Linked DNA regions of Homo sapiens: region 2 is linked to region 1. Evidence: chromatin loops called from intact Hi-C (ENCODE). Cell type or tissue: GM12878. All regions are shown on one strand. Each heading gives the region's core, and the rest is flanking DNA. Links, peaks and the distances in the headings are about the cores only.

The links. A loop is a pair of places that touch in the nucleus more often than their neighbours do. Peaks named below come from ENCODE experiments on the same cell type or tissue, not always from the same donor. Only the 100,000 strongest peaks of a DNase experiment are listed, where the experiment ranks them.
Region 2: it touches region 1 in a loop (2.9-fold over the local background); 2 of 110 quality-filtered maps call a loop at or near these places.

What each region holds. Positions count from the first base shown.
Region 1 is chr2:155,212,320-155,217,717 of GRCh38, reverse strand. LOC107985952 (a long non-coding RNA gene) reads right to left here. Exons shown (of 3, transcript XR_001739745.1): 3 at 4,388-4,468. Among named protein-coding and RNA genes, the nearest start is that of KCNJ3, 520 kb to the right of the region's middle. In GM12878, for the core only: no CTCF peak of the experiment used is centred there; no DNase peak of the experiment used is centred there.
Region 2 is chr2:155,142,735-155,148,132 of GRCh38, reverse strand. No RefSeq gene overlaps it. Among named protein-coding and RNA genes, the nearest start is that of KCNJ3, 450 kb to the right of the region's middle. RefSeq lists an enhancer at 1,983-2,042. In GM12878, for the core only: a CTCF peak has its summit at 2,240; a DNase peak (open chromatin) is centred at 2,172; H3K4me3 peaks cover 730 bases; H3K27ac peaks cover 1,620 bases.

The DNA of each region.
Region 1 (5,398 bases), core at 74-5,073:
ATAATAATAGTATAATATAAATAACAATTAACCTTAGATTCAAGTAGAACTATTTTAAGTTCTGGTTTTGACAGCTATTAGCTCTGTGACCTTGAAGTATTTGTTTAATGCCCCTAAACCTCTGTGGCTCCAGATGCAGACTAAGAATAATAATAAGGAATCTATTGAGTTATTGGGTTGTGTTGTCTGAAGTCTTACTTAGAGTCACGGCTTCAGTATGGGAGGCTGAGTCAGAGGTGTTTCTTTTCTTTGTGTTTCTGCTTTAGTCCTTACAGCAGTATGGCATTAGCTCTGAGGATTAAATAGGATAATGCATGTGAAGCATGTCAAACACTGTTTGACAACTGGCAAATAGTCGAAAAATGCAAGCTTATCATTATTAACCTTAGTAATGATGTAATAAATACTTATTAAATTGAAAATACTTTAAAATAATGCTTTTTGTATTCTAACTTCAAAAATGTTTTAGATACATTGATGAGTATAAGCATTTCCAAGTCATAACAAAGATATAATTGAGATGAGATATCATATGTTTTTAGTGGGCCTGGTCTAAATTGTATTTTGTTGCTTCAGAATAACTCTCTGCAGCATGAGAAGTGGAAGAAGGGGTATAGTTTTGGTAATGTTAGTTTAGAGTGGCAGTAGTTTATGCTGGAACCAGAATACGTTTGTCAGGACATTCCAGAAGTTTCTGAACATGGGTGTCTAGATTGGACAAGGAGTCATATAGAGCCAATAGGACTGAATTAGAAAAGAGACGAGATCAGAAGTCCTACTGTCAGTATTATTATTCTTTTCTATATTTCTGTTACTTTAAAGAAATTTTGTGAAGAAGAGATAATAATTTCTCAAATTCTACAGGATTGATACAGGAAGATAGTTATATAGATATAGATAGATGGATGGATAGATAGATAGATATCCAAATGCAAAACTAGCATCTCCTAGAATTTTGTATGGCTATATAACAAAAACTACTCTGTTTTTAGAAAACAGCATCAGAGTAATATAGCTATTGGTTTTAGATTTGAATCTTCTTTGTGTACTAAACTCTTTGATGTCTGGGTTTCAACCATATTTTCTACAAGTCGGGAATGGTGCTATCTCATAGAGATGTTGTTAAGTGAATTAAATACAAGTTCTCAAAGCATCACACACTTTTTAAAGCTGAAGTTTGCCTATGTTCTTAAAAGTCTCCATGAAGTTGGGCACCTTTGATGCTGAAGTTACCGTTCTGGTTCTTCCTCTGCTCCCCATTCAGCCTCCACTGTATTTTCTCAGGCTCTCTCACCTCCCGCTGAGACAACTGGGCAGACCTGATGATGATCCTCGATCTTTATTCTTATTTCTTCCTCAAATTGCTGCCAGAATTATCTTTCTGAAATGGAGCTGGTAATTTAAATAGTAACGTGTATCCCAAATCCTCCTTTTAGTTTTATCTCCCACCACCATGCATTCTCCATGTGAGCTGCACTGGATTTTAAAGCATTTATGTGAATGCTCCAGGTAGTTTCACCATGTCCGTGTTTTTTATGCAATATATTCTCTTGGAATTAGCTATTTTTCCTTCTTAGTTTGACAGAAGTCTATTTATCCTTATGGATGTTCTGATATTCCTTTACTCTCAGTTTGTGGAAGGTATTTGCACACAGGGCTACAGCCTATTCCACTGGTTCTCTCTTGTTTGTTGCACTGCATATTTACACTTTCAGGGCAGACATTTTATCACTTGAGTTTTGCATTTCACATGCTTAGTACAAAACTTAGTTTAACATATGGGGTTTTGAATGACTTGAATTGAATAGTTCTAGAAATCAGAGAACTCTTTTTGAATTGTATTGAAAAGCATTTTCTTGTTAATTGTGAAATTCATAATAATTCCCCTTCTCTGTATATTGTGGTTGAAGTTTATCTGGTTGCATTTGCCTTAGAGATGAACAATATATATTAATGTTATTCCAAATTTAGTGGAAAATATGCCCACGTTCATATTTAACACTAGCATTCTTCATATCTCAGTGACACCTTTATTCTTTCTTATATGGTATATCGGTTCTAAAACAAAGTGTGAATAATAACATTTGGGAAGTCACATTCTGGTTCTTTATTAGGAAAGAGTGCTAAACTGGTGAGAATAGGAAGGCTTTTGTTTGTAGCTGCTATCTTTCACAATGCAATTATCTAACATCAATCACTTGGCTAATAGGATGGTAACTTTCAATCATTAACTTTCCTTGAAAGGAAATGACTTCATAAGAACTGCAGAGATAATTAGAAGCAAGAAGTCTACTTAGATATTAGAGAAAGGACAAATTTGAAGAATTTCAGAATGTTTGTTAAATTCTCCTTTAGATTCACACAGCCTATTCATTGTTCTTAACAATAATTCTTTTTAAGGACATCAGCATATTGGTAAAGTTATACAATAACTTTTGGAGGTTATTGCAATGCACCTCTTTATTTGTGTAATAGTTTGTGTGTGTGTGTGAGTGTGTTTTGCACCTAAGTGGCTAAACAGAGGTTTCAAAACATGTTTTTCTATGGAAGAAGGAAATGATGAAAAACTAAATGAAGCAAAACAGATATATTTGCCTGGCTTTTTGAAACGCAGACAGCAGAATGTCTTTTCTCCCTTTCCCTTCCTGTCTTTCTTGTCACCAGGATATAGTGCAGTGCTGTGATCATAACTCACTGCAGCATCAAACTCCTGGGCTCGAGCAATCCTCTGGCCTCAGCCTCCTCAGTAGGTGAGACTTCAGAGCCCAGCTCTGTACATGTGTGCCATCATGCCCAGCTATGAATTTCACTATCAATTACTATGTTATCATAAACCGAACCCACTAAGCTTAGGCTATAAACCCAACACATTAAAAGATATAAACTGTGAATTTATGCCTCTTCACTCTGTGAGAAGACAAAATTCTAAATTGAAATGTTAAGACAATTAACATTTACAATGTTCTAAGGAAATTATCACCTTTTTTTATAACATGAAAGACAGTACAATCATTATGAAGACAAAAGTACCAAGTTAAATAAAAAATAATAGATAAATAAAAAGATACAGTATCTTGGAAATGGACTTACTGCCTCTATAAGACTCTTTTCAAATCTATGTTCTATCATGTACTAACCATATAGACTGGACAAGGTATTTATTCTCCTAGGGTGATAGTTTCCTATTGTGTAAAGAGATGCTAAGTTTTTGGATCTAATATGTTTGGTTGTAGTGAGGGTTAATTAATTAGCATCATGTCCTGCACATTGTAAATACTCAATAAATCATTACTATTTGGAAGAAATGGCATTTTACAACATGCTTAGCATTGCAATTGATGATTTCTTGTGTTTCCACTGAAACTTAAGAAGACATACCAGATTAATTCCATCAGAAACATATCTATAAAATATGACACATATGTAAAATGAGATACATATATCATATATAAAATAAGACTATTCATTACAATATTGGACGAATTGCACTTGAGAACAAAAAAGCATATTCTGAATAAAGAAGATTTATAAGTATGCCACGTATGCCTAAATTATTTTATTTTAAAAATGGAAACAGTTTATTTCCTCTGATTATAAAAGCAATAAAATTATGATGTAAAATATTAATTAGGCAGTATATAAAGATATAAAGTAGTAACTTTTATTCATACAGTTCAGATATTTCCACTGTCTCCATTTATTGAATGACCACTGTAGGCTAGATGTTTTTCTATGAATATGCAAGTACATGTCTTTAATGCAAGATTATTTTTATTCATAGTTTTATACATTTTATTTTAATATGTCATGAATTTCTAAATAATAATTTATATAATGATGTAAATATTTCAATTTTGTCACCATCAAGATCAAGTATATTACCAAGTTCACAGAAAGTGTTCAATAAATATGCATTAAGTGAATGAATGCCTGAATGTTTGAGCCATCACACTCTTCCTTGGCAGTGAACATAGATCTACAGTATTTTAATGAAAAAAATAAATAAATTATATGGATACACATTGATTAACTGATCTACTCTTGAGGAACATTTACATTGTTTCGACATTTTTTCTACTTTGAGTAACATGACAATGCAGTACATTAATTTACTTACACTTCACTTGGCCAATACCAGAAATTGAGATTCAGAAAGCTGGTGCACCAACTGGCAGCCACAGTGTTCCATCACTTTAACTGCAATCTTAAATCTAAAGATCAAGCACTAAACACCAGAACTGTTGGCTCTGGAGTCACCACACATTTGCTTGACAAGGGGCTACCTTGCCTCTTGTATCTCTTTTCTTCTCTTCTTTCTTCTCTTCTCCTCTCCTCTTTCCTTCCCTTCTTCTTTTACTCCTCTCTTCACCTTATTTCTCTTCCTCTTCCTTGTTTCTTCCTCATTCCCCTTCCATGCCTTTCATCTTTCTTCTCTCTATCTTATTTCAATTCACTTTCCAATTCAGATCTACATGAAGAAATCGGATGAAAGAAATCTAAATCACACATAGGTCCCTAGCTTCAATGAACTCAAATAGCATGTTTCTTTGCTTTCTATCTCTGCAGTAAAGGAAGGTCCAATAAAAAGGAGGTTGGGATGGATGATGGATAATCTATAATGGTGAATATTCCACACCTTCTAGCTCTGACTTTCCAGCCTTAAGTCTACAGTAAAAGTTTTGCTGTGGTTTATGAAAATTTCCGCAACATACTTCCAATAATTCTCTCTGGTCTCTTGAAAGGCAATTCCTGTTAGCATCTGATAGTTTCCTTTAATTTGGTTGAAACTGTATGGTATGTGTCAGTCACTCCAGGTTTTGAGGATGCCATTGAGGGTGTTTCCTCATACAATCATGAAATAATGGAAATTTATTTCTCTTCACCTGCTACATTTATTTCTTCAGGACACAGAAAGCCTGTTATTTTCAGATAACTTCCGTGCTATTCCTTTACAATCTATTTTAGGAAAGTGGTTACTCAGATACTTTTTACCAGAAATCACCAATTTAATTTAACAATTTGGTGACGCTAATTTTTTTTCTGTGTTTGAATGTGAGTTTTGCCAACTATAAAAACAAATGTTCAGCTTCTAAATTAGGGACTTGTAGAGAAATGTGTAGATCAGAACCAACAATAAGTCCATATTTAAGTGGACTAAATGGCTTTTAAATTGAGACTTTTAGATCAAGATTTCTCAGCCTCAGCATCATTGACATCTCAAACTGGAAATTTCTTTGCTGTGAGGAGTAGTACCTTGTGCAATGCAGGATGTTTAGCAGCATCCGTTGCTTTTACCCAGTACATACAAGTAGCACCCCCAATTGGAACCAAAATGTCTCCAGACATATCCAAATGTTCCCTGGGAGCCATAATTGCCTTTGATGAGAATTACCACCTT
Region 2 (5,398 bases), core at 344-5,343, 70 kb after region 1:
CTGACTAATACACACAAATTGAAAATATCAGAAATTCTAGCAACCAATTGAAAAAAATATTGAATGATACTATTTATAAAAAGATAAAGACATAAATACCTAGAAATAAAAATAAAGTGGTATAAGAGCTCTAAAAACAAAACAAAAAACATATAAATCACTTTTGGGAGAAATTAAAAACTAATTAGGAATAAGCTATATGATTTTAAGAGTTAATATTAAAAATGTTGTTTTAAAACTGATACATAGATTTAGTGCAATTCAAAACAAATTTCCAGTAGTTTATTTTATGAAAATGAATACATGGATTGTCTAACTTACATGAAAATGCAAAAAAAAGAATAACAAAGACAATTATGATGCAGGAGAACTTAGAACACTAAGTATTTCATCTTCATGTAATTACAGTGTGAATGAACAGTGAGGTATGGGTACAGATAGAGATAAACTCATCAATAGAATAGAATATAAAGAGGGACACCCACACATATATAGTCAGTTGATTGTAACATAATACAAAAAATTAACAAAAGAAAAGGATAATTTGACAAATTGAACTTAAAGTTAATTAAAATTTTATATCTTAAAAGACATCATTAAGGGTTAGAAAAGGCAAAAAATCAAGAAAAGATTATAGTTAAATGTTTGTGTATACACACACACATATATGTATATATAACAAATATTAAAAATTTATAAAAGATGTCTCAGGTCAACAATATCAAGATAAATAACCTGATAAGAAGATAGGCTACAGACTTGGGCAGGTGCTTCAAATAAAAGCCATCCAAATAATGCATAAACATGTGAAAAGATGTTTAACCTCATTCATCATTGGGCAAACAAATGTTACAACAATGAAATCCCACTGTATACTTACTGGAATAACTAAAATATAATAAAATACTAATATTTCCAAGTGTTGGTGAGGATATGGAACTCTCATATATTGATGGCAGGAATGTGACTTGGAACAATCCCTTTAGACAATTATTTGGCAGTATTTACTGAAGCTAAACATACATATATTTTATAAAGTAGCAATTCTATAATATATTGTATTACCTAATAAGATGCTTGCATGTGTCCATCAAAGTACATGCAAAACTATATCATCATGATTTATAATAACTAAAATGTCCATCAATATTAAATATAGTGTGGCATATTCATATTATAGGATGCTTCATGTCAATAAAAATAAACTGAAATTATGTGTGACAACACTGATAAATCTCAGTAACATAATGATAAGCAAAAACGCTATATTCAAATGTTACATACAATAAGATTTTATGTATATGCATTTCAGAAGTAGGCAAAGATAATTAACGGTGTAGTTCAAAGGGGGTAACAGATGATGGTAGAGGTAATGACTATGAAACAAACTTACCATGTTATGTTTTCAATGAGTAATAGTATATACAAATGTCAGGAATGGAACATGCCTTTTCTCTCTTTACTTTCTAATTTATTTTAAAATCAAGTTTTCTAAACTAGAGATTTGCCTTTGCCTGGTGGTAACAAATGAAGAGTATTTAAGAAAGGTTCTGAAAGAAATATGATCAAATATGCAAGCCCCACTGATCCAAAGCTACCTTGTTGAAAAGACATCTCACAAATCTGAATCAATGCATATGGATTCAGAACAATACAAGTCAGATTCACTTAAATTGTCCATCTTTTATTCCCCTTTAAATCAAATATCAATAACCTTGGGGAGGTGATGCTGGCATTCAAATTAAATGACTTCTGGTTTTTCATGTTGTAGACCCGTTTATAATCTTCCCTCGTCTCAATTAGCCAAATAGGGAAGAAGAGATATTATTAATTATCTTATCGATCCACTTGTCACCTGAATAAAGTAGAAACATAGTGATTTGTTTTGCTTAATATGACCTCAGGAATCACAGCAAAAATAGTCAAGCTCCCAACTGTGCTCATTCTCTGCTACAAACTAAATTGTATACCCAGGCCTGTTACCTCTCCTTCCCCCTTATCTTTTATTATGTGTTACACAGGGTGTAATTTTGCTAAAACAAGCCCTTTAATTATACATTGCCAAAAGTGTCACCTACTGTTAAACGATTCCTGTGCTGCAGACAGAAGAAACCATGAACCCTGCAAGGTTCTGAAGTTTCCATTACGTGCACAGACCCCAAGAACAGCTGTTAACAAATCTGTTGGTGGTTTTGTGTAAAAAGCAGCCAGGCTGTGCTCCTGCTGTACTTTTGGTCAGAGAAAGCAATTTGCATTTTGACAGGCTTCGTGGGCAGAAGAAAAAACAGCACAGGTATAATAATAGCTCTAAATGAAAGATTTGGAGCAATGTTTTACTAATATTGAAAGTTTCCTTAAATAATGAGCAGCAATTAGAGAAAAATTATCTCAGGAGAACAGCAATATTAAGACTGTTTACTGATAACATAGACGAGAGTATTATTTTAAGGAACTTTAAGAAAAAGACGTGTGATTTAATATTTTATTAGACTGTTTAACATAAATTTTATCAAAATGAAACAGAAGATAAACTTAGGTAGTAATGTAGAGCAATTTTTCCTTTAAGAAAACTTAATAATTATTTCAGTTCTCCATTCTCTTACGTTATAAAATCTTTATCTATTTTGAACCTATTTTCCCACATACTTTTAAACTGTAATAACTTACATGTAAATATAGAGTATATGTATTGCTGCCAACCAAAATACTTAACTCTGTATTGCAATTGCTGCTCTGTTTTACGATTAGACCTTAAACATAGTGATCTAGAATTGAGCATGGGCCTTGCTGAATTTAAATACTAAGTCTAAATTTACTGTCTGCATTACCGTACTTAAATTATTTTACTTTAAGTTCCTCATTAAGTAATATAATACCTTCAAAAAATTTTACATTGAACACAGATCTCAAAATAAAATAATTTACATTTATAAAATGTTAATAAGAAAGTAATGCTTTATTACTGTGATAGAAGTTGATTGTATTTATCAATATTTGGTTTTTCTCTGCTTGCTGGACATACTTAAACACATTCTACAGACATTTTGCTTCTGAATGGGACCACAAGACACAATTCTGGCTAATGGAATGTGTGTTGCAGAATGGTGTGCCACTCCCAGAGCTGACCAAAAAAGCAGTCTTAAAAACACTCTCTTCTCTCCAAGGCCCTAGAAATAGCAGACACAATACAAGGTGGGGTCTCCCTAATCAGAGCTTGGAAAATAGTTGGGTACAAAGGCCACACAACAAGGATCAAATGTATTGGACTTCACATAAATGAGAAATAAAATTGCCCAGGAGATTTTGAGGATAACTTTTTTTAAGTTACCCTTTGCTAACTGACGTTATTATGTAGATATTTAAGCAGAATATGCATCTATTTCTAAGAAAATATTCACTCTATATTAACTTCCTTAACCCATCAGGATGTTTTTTGTTGTTGTTATTGTTTTGTAGAAAAGCCAGAGAATTTAAACGCTCATGTAATAAATATTCTAGATGAGAAACTTCAAAAACAAGTACTAAAAAATAGTACTTTAACAACCGAAGAAATGCATAATTATTTTAAGTCTCTAAAATCTTATCCTAACTATCTGTTACATAATATTAAATAAGCAGATGATTTTAAGGAGATAGTTTTATTCTATTTGCATGTTTGTTGAGAATCCATGCTATGCTGTGTTGGGGTCAGAAAACAAGACCCTAAAATGAAGGACTCAGAAGCAACCTCACAAGTAAACGTTTTTCTCTGACCTTCTCCTGTTCTGCTGCTTCTCAGTCCCATTCTCTCCAGAGGCTAGCTGTAGAAACTAGACTCCCTCTTCCCTAGGGCAGGCCATTGAAACCAGAACTGCTTTTCCCCAAAGACAACCATAAAACCTAAAAACATTACTCCAACTTTCCCTCCATCTTTCTGTGTAAAAAGTGGCCATAAAGAAATTATCCGACCTACCTTCTTTGGCTGTAAGTCATAACACCCCATTTCCAGAAAAAGTCCTGCCCCCACTCAGAAAGGAGAAAACATGCATAGAGAGGCCAAGAAGAATGTAAACAGACAGGCCTTGCTGGGCTTCTCCTCTGTCTATTAACATTAGATCATATGCTTTGTATACAATTATATATCTACACAGCTGTCCATACTTTGTTGAACCTAAGCAAATAAATAGACTATTTCCCCCTATATCTCTGTGTCTTCATTTTGAAAGCTCTCATGTATACATGTTAAATAAATTAGTATGCCTTTTCTCCAATTTATCTGTTTTCTGTGAGTTGATTTGTCAGCAAACCTGCAGAGGGCCAAGCAGAACTTTCCCCTTTCCCCTTACAGCTGTTATTGTTAGGTACAGAGAAAGATGTAAATCTTTCCTCTGTAAAAATAAAAACAAAAATGGCTTATAAGTAAGTGTACTACTGATAGGTATTTAATTATCAATAAATAGTGTGTTAACTCTATAATTCTTGAGTATATGGTATCTTTCAGACTAAAACTCAATCTCTTTGCTCGTAGTTTTATTATGATATTCTAATCTAGTTGTAATATGATATATTGGATTAATATAGCTAAGCATAATTATTTTATAAAAAGGTTTCAGATAAAGTAATACATACATATTTAAAATATTTTCTTGGAAAATGAACTACAAAGCAATATGCGAAAGTGGAAACAGCTTTCTTGGATAAAACTTTTAAAATAATACTTCTTAAGTATGATGTAACATTTTTTTCTAACATAGCTCTATGTTGACTAGACAATATATTTAGAAGATAAAAAGATAATGATTTATTTTAGTGACTCTCTGTCTGACTAACACATTTCTCATTTACACATTTTCCTTGAAGCTCTCAAAACAGCAGCAGCCGCTACAAGGCCCTGAGATTTCCAAGGCGTACATCTGCATGGCCACAGATTTCATCTCCCTCCCATCTAATTACTTTGTTTTCTTTTTGTCTTCTGCTAATCTCTGTCGATCTAACTTTCTAACATCTCACAGCTCAATACATTCTTTTTGCCTCCAACTTGGTCTTTTTACCTGTGAATCACTTCCCCACTGAAGGTCTAACATCTTAGTCCCACAATGAGTACAGTTTTTTAGAAATGATATTTCCAAATTGCCTGTGGCAAACTCAAAGCTTGGCATGTGATCCTTTTCAATGCTGCAGCTTTGAGAAATATATAAAGGATCTTAATAAGCTTTGCTTTTGTGTAAATTCAAGCTGTAGTATGGATAGGAAGTTCCCAGTTGGTTCAGAGACATCCTAACTGATATTGAAAATACAAACAGTTAAGCCAGCAGTATGAGGTAGGCCAAAGATCAAGACAGAACAGATGGGTCTAGCGAGAGTTTAGTTCAGACAGTTGAGGATCAAAATGGCATAAATCCATATGAAGTGCAGATCA